2 separate regions of the Homo sapiens genome follow, and region 1 is linked to region 2. A link is a loop called in an ENCODE intact Hi-C map of the cell type or tissue named here. Cell type or tissue: gastrocnemius medialis. All regions are shown on one strand. Each heading gives the region's core, and the rest is flanking DNA. Links, peaks and the distances in the headings are about the cores only.

Region 1 (2,916 bases), core at 252-2,751, 380 kb after region 2:
TAGAAACGGGGTTTCACCATGTTGGCCAGACTGGTCTCGAACTCCTGACCTCATGATCCGCCCACCTCGGCCTCCCAAAGTGCTGGGATTACAGGCGTGAGTCACTGCGCCTGGCCAGCTGTATAATTTTTTCTCTGAGTAAGAATTATTTGTGGTAGTAATAAATGTAAAAATTGACAGAACTCTGAGGTTCCACTGAGGTGAATGAAGGCTGGTGATCCCAGACCCACCCTGTTTTCTCTGCAGGTGAAATCCCGGAGCATGGCAGAACTCCAAAGGCTCAGAAAATGAGGGGCTCCAAAGCAGCTGGCCCCAGTGAGGTGCAGCTTTCAGGAGCCCCCTGCCAGAGAAAACCCAAAGCAGACGGGAGCCAGAAGCCCATGCAGATGAAGACCCCCATGGAGGCTATAGCCTCTGCAACCCCAAGCCCCCCACCTGACCCAGGTGTAGGGAAGGCCCGATTCCCGAAGGTTGGGGACTCTTTGAGCCCCTGGAACAGCACTGCAGGGGGAAGGTGGTCCACTGGAGGGTGCCTGTATATCTGGAGGAGGAGGGGCGAAGGACGCCTGAGGTATGGGGTGGAAGAACTCTGGCAAAATTTTAATGGGTCTAGGAGTGTGTCAGAGGATGTTGGGCAGCAGTTCACAAGCACAGTGACAACAGTTTACAGGGATTAAGATGGCTCAGGACCCACACTGGGCATCCTGTTATGTACAACCATAGGCACCTAAAAGAAACAGTAAGATGGGCCCGCGAGCCCCATCAGATGCATAGTGATTGAACAGAGTAGGAGACAAGCAACCTTCCCACAATCCTGGGCTGCTTAAATGAGGGTAGGGGGTGGACCACAAATAGTGCCTCTAGGGAGGGACGTGGCAATGGAAAAGCAAGAGGCTGCCTGCCTGTCTGACCTATCTGTGGCGGATGGCAGGCTGAATACCACTCTTCTGCCAAGGACACCATAATAGGGAGGCCAAAAATGAAAGCAAAGTTGACCCACCAGTATTTCCCTCTGCCAGTCCAGAAGGAAATCAGGCAGAGGCTGGGATAGAAAACTGGGTTCCAAAGATTCGCCTATCCTCTCTCACTTCAGCCTCTTAAGATGGCTCTGGGACTCTGCCTCCTTTGTGGGTGGAAGTGCATGGAAAGCATTTGCAGGCTTGCACCAAGAGACATCAGGAAGGTGCCGAGGAGCACAAAGACGCTTGTGGCATTCCATTCGTGAAGTGCAAAGTCAAAGGGAAGGAGGGTTAGGCGAGCCAATCAGAAACTACGGGTGGGGCCAATGCAAATCCTAACAGATCCATTGAGAAAGGGGGAAAGATTGGGTGGGTGGGTGGGTGATGAAAGTTGGTGATGGGAGGGAGGACTGTCAGTAGACCAAATGCTGCCCACTAGGAGTATCGGGCCATCCCCATCGCCTGCCCGTCCCGCCCCTACCATCTGTCTTTCAGAATCAAGCACTTCAGCCAGTGCAGCCAGCTGCTGCTGGTGAACTCCTCTGGCGCAGACACCGGGGAATATAGCTGTTGGGCTCCGCACTGTCAGGACGGCGCATGCGCTGAATGCCTGGCCTACCAGAGAAAGACTTTCATCTTCTTCACAGGTGCCCTGGAGTCAGGGTCTCCAAGAACCTGCGTCCAGGAAAGTCCTCCAAACATAACCTTCTTTGGGCTTTCTCTTTAGACTCACCTGTAAGATGAGGGGAGTGTACTAGTCCTCCAAGATCCTTCACGGACATTCAAAGATTCTATGGCTAGTTCCATGGAGAACTGAGTAGTCACAGAGTCCAGCTTTGTCCAACAGAGGAAACACAGGACTCTTCATAGTCAGCAATGTCTCTTACTCAAATGCAACCAAAACAGTAACAATTATCCAATCGAGAGGTTATTGCTTTTGTTTTGTTTTATGAGACTGGGTCTTACGGTCTTGCCTAGGCTGGAGTGCAGTGGCATGATCACAGCTCACTGCAGCCTCGACCTCCTGGGCACAGGTGATTCTCCCACCTCAGCCTCCCAAGTAACTGGGACTACAGGTATATACCACTATACCTAGTTAATTTTTGTATTTTTTGTAGAGATGGGATTTCACTATGTTGCCCAGGCTGGTCTTGAACTCCTGGACTCAACCTATCTTCCTGCCTTGGCCTCCCAAAGTGCTAGGATTACAGGCATGAGCCACTGCGCCCAGCCCTATCTAGAGGTTCATGACCCCTACTACCAAGCATCACCTGGGAGCCTGTTGAAAACAGATTCCTGGGCCTCACTCCCATTAAGACTGTGTGGAGTCTGGGCACCTGCCATGTCAACAAACCCTACAGGTGATTCCAATCTTCAGACAGAGGTGGGAACCCACAGTCAGCGCTTCTCAACTCTGGCTGCAAATTAGGGTCACCTGTAGAACTTTAAAGCACAGACACCAATCCCCTTTTCCGCAAGGCAAGTTCTAATTCACTTGGTCTGGGGGTCAGGAATTGGTCATTTTAAAAGCACCTCAGGTGATTCCAACTTCACCTAATACATAAGCCACAAAACAGATGTGGCTATTTAAGTTAATTAGCGTTAAAGAAAGTTAATTATTCAGTTCTCCAGCTGCACTAACTGTATTTCAAGTGTCCAGGAGCCACATATGCTGAGTGGTTACATATTGGGCAACATAAATACAGAACATTTTCATCAACACATAAAGTTCCATTGGACAGCACCGCTCTTAAAAGCTGGTCCCCAGACCATTCCTGCTCGTTACATCATAGTGCACCCAAGAATCTGACCTGAGATTGTGGTGTTAAAAAGTACTTTGAAGGCCAGGCGTGGTGGCTTATGCCTGTAATCTCAGCACTCTGGGAGGCTGAGGCAGGCGGATCACCTGAGGTCAAGATTTCGAGACCAGGCTGGCCAACATGGTGAAACCTCGTCT
Region 2 (2,916 bases), core at 267-2,766:
AGGTTTTATGCACTCATGACAGAGAGGTCAAATAGAAGTCAGCTAGGAGAAGCTTAGAGTCCTGCTTTTTCTCAAGCAAATATTTCTAGTGTGCAATTAAAGATGCTGAAGATATGGTTTGCTTAGCTCTTATTTGGGAGACAAAATTTTTCTTTGACAGTAGGGAGAGGTGGAAGCGACTGGAACCCATGTTACATGGGGAAGAACAGTGCAGCAAAGGACACGTTTGAGTTTCGAGAAGAGTGAAACAGGGAGATAGAGCTCCCTGTGCCCTCTGACACCCGACTACTTCTATGGCCAGCCTTAGAATCTTGGAACAGTAGCTCTGGAAGGGCCCTTGGAGAACATTGCAACTTGTGGCTTTCACACTATGTTCTGAGGAGCCCAGGGGGTCGAGGGGAAACTGAATAGTAGCACTGCCCTACCAAGTAAGCCCGCTGCACTGAGCAGGCATGCCAAAGGACAGCTGGGAAAAGTTTTTTCCAATTTTTTCAGTTAGAAGAAAGAACCGACTTTAATTTCGTAACATGCAAAGTTTGTGTGTTATGGTGTAGTATTATTTTTAGTTTGAATTGCATATGTGAAGGGGGTGGGCACCCTCATCTCTAGTGCTTAGGGTCTCTGAGGATAATGTATTCAGCTCTGCTGGGTAGGTAGGACTGCACGCTTCCCCTGCCAGGCCCCCACTTTCCAGGCTCTACTAGAGCAGCCTTACTTTAGCTGTTGGGTATTGGGGTTAGAATAACAATTTCATTTGCAAAAGAGTAATATTAGTACAGTCTAGGATACAGGTTACAGAAGAATTTCATTTATTCATCTACTTGTTCTGTTTTGTTTTAGTTAGGGGCAGCGACACGATCAGATCTATGTATTTGAATGATTATTCCCTTAAGGAGTAAGACTGCAGGAGGGAGAAGACCCCCTGGACCTCAGTTTCACCATCTGTGAAATGGCACTCATTCTAGCTTTAATGTTCCAGGATTCTTGATTGTGGATGAGCCCCGAAGCCTGAGTTCCTGTATCTTACAGGCTTTGCTTATGAAAATCAGCCAGGGTGATTACGTCTTCCTGGCATTTGAAGTCAGGAAGACTGTTTGATGTTAAAGGGTTTACAGGAAAGGACTCTTGTGGGGTTCCTTTAGTCTAAGGCAGCTAGCTGTTGATGTAGTCAGGAGACCACAAAGAATGATTTATCCCGCCCCCGGTCCTCTAACAGTTTCAGTCTCCTGTGACTCATGCTTCTGTGTCTTAGACCTTGGGGAAAGTTACTCCATTTCCTAGGCTGAGACAGGGCCAGCCTGTGCTTCTGTCTCCTCTGCAAGCTCGGCAGATAATCCTATGGCCCTGGGGAGCTTTGTCAGAGGCTTCTCCTTCATCTGGGAACTTGCCCAGATCTGCCCAGCCTGGCTGCAGAGCACCTGGGAATCAATTCCCAAATCTTAATGCCAGAAAAGGCCTTAGGGGTCTTAAAGATTTGTTGAGTCCAGAGGTTCCCAAATCTGGCTGCACGTTGGAATCACCTGGACAATGGGAAAAAAGGGCTCCTCCTCATCCCCTTTGAGTCTAATTCAGTATGTATGGATTGAGACCCAGAAATCAGTGTTCTTTTATACTGTCTTAAGGTCACTTACCATGGTATGTGGCATTTGGTGACTGCTGATCTAGTCTCATCTCTTAATTTTATTTGATTTTAAAATTGTATATGTGTGTTTTTACTTTTTAAGATGGAGAATTATTAAGACAAAAACAAAAAAAAAGCCTCTTTGCCCCCTTAACCCAGTTGGCATAAAAAATTAGAAGTAATAAATGCTCATGTTGAGAAAATTCAAACGGCATAAAATCATGTTTTATGAATGAAGAATGAAAAGCAAAACCTCTTATTCCTAGTCCAGCTCCCGAAAAGGTAACCACTATTAACACTTTCTTGAGAGTACACTCAGAAAGTAATTTTCCTGTATATATCCTCGCCTATTTCCCTACTTAATTCTACAAAATCTGAACCAAAGGAATCATCCTATACACAAGTGTTCTGCACTTTATTTTTATTTTTTCCACTTAAAACTTTTGGAGTTCACTACAGATCAGATTCCTCTTAAATGACTAATAAATAAATTAATTTTTTTATCTCAGTACTTATTTATTCCTCCTGCCTAACTGAAACATAATACCCTTTGACCAGTATCTCCCCATTCCCCCGACCTTCCAGCCTCTGGTGACCACCAGAGGCTTTGCTTTCTGCTTCTATGGGTCTGATATTTTTAGCTTCCATATATAAATGAGAACTTGAGATATTTGTCTTTCTGTGCCTGGCTTATATCCTTTAGCATAATGTCCTCATGTTCATCTATGTTGTCACAAATGGCACTAATTTCCTTCTTTTCTAAGACTAAATAATATTCCATTGAGTATATGCCACATTATCTCTATCCATTCATGGTTAATAGACACTTAGGTTTATTCCATAACTTGGCTCTTGTGAATAATGCTGAAATAAACATGGGAGTGCAGAAATCTCTTTGACATACTGATTTCAAATCCTTTGGTTATATGCCCAGAAGTGAGATTACTGAGATCATATAGTGACTCTATTTTCAATTATTTGAGGAACCTCCATTCTGTTTTTCATAGTAGCTGTATTAATTAAGTAAATTAATATTTGTAATGCATTTGGAACAATGATTGATGTGGAGTAAGTACTATATACTTGTTAAATGAATGAATGAATGGGTGAGTGAATGAATACATGAAAATTGTTGCATGGCATCCCATTATACAGATATACCCTTCTTTATTTTACTATTAGTGGACACTTGTTGTGTCTGTTGCCTTAACAAATAATGCAGAAAGTAACATCCTTGTATGTATTTCTTGGGTACTCTCCTTTGGGTATGGTGATCAATACCTTACTTAGGGTGG

Evidence for each region. Hi-C counts contacts between places; a loop is a spot of excess contacts. Peaks named below come from ENCODE experiments on the same cell type or tissue, not always from the same donor. Only the 100,000 strongest peaks of a DNase experiment are listed, where the experiment ranks them.
Region 1: a loop joins it to region 2, with 2.5 times the contacts of the local background. A loop is called at or near these places in 24 of 110 quality-filtered maps.

What each region holds. Positions count from the first base shown.
Region 1 is chr5:151,173,497-151,176,412 of GRCh38, forward strand. It overlaps LOC107986463 (a long non-coding RNA gene), which reads right to left and starts at 1,963. Exons shown (of 3, transcript XR_001742936.2): 1 at 1,693-1,963. It also overlaps the pseudogene PDGFRL2P. In gastrocnemius medialis, for the core only: no CTCF peak of the experiment used is centred there; a DNase peak (open chromatin) is centred at 1,475; H3K27ac peaks cover 1,226 bases.
Region 2 is chr5:150,789,217-150,792,132 of GRCh38, forward strand. The region is part of intron 1 of SMIM3 (small integral membrane protein 3); the gene reads left to right. Among named protein-coding and RNA genes, the nearest start is that of SMIM3, 12 kb to the left of the region's middle. RefSeq lists enhancers at 1-918, 919-1,897. In gastrocnemius medialis, for the core only: no CTCF peak of the experiment used is centred there; a DNase peak (open chromatin) is centred at 1,245; H3K27ac peaks cover 749 bases.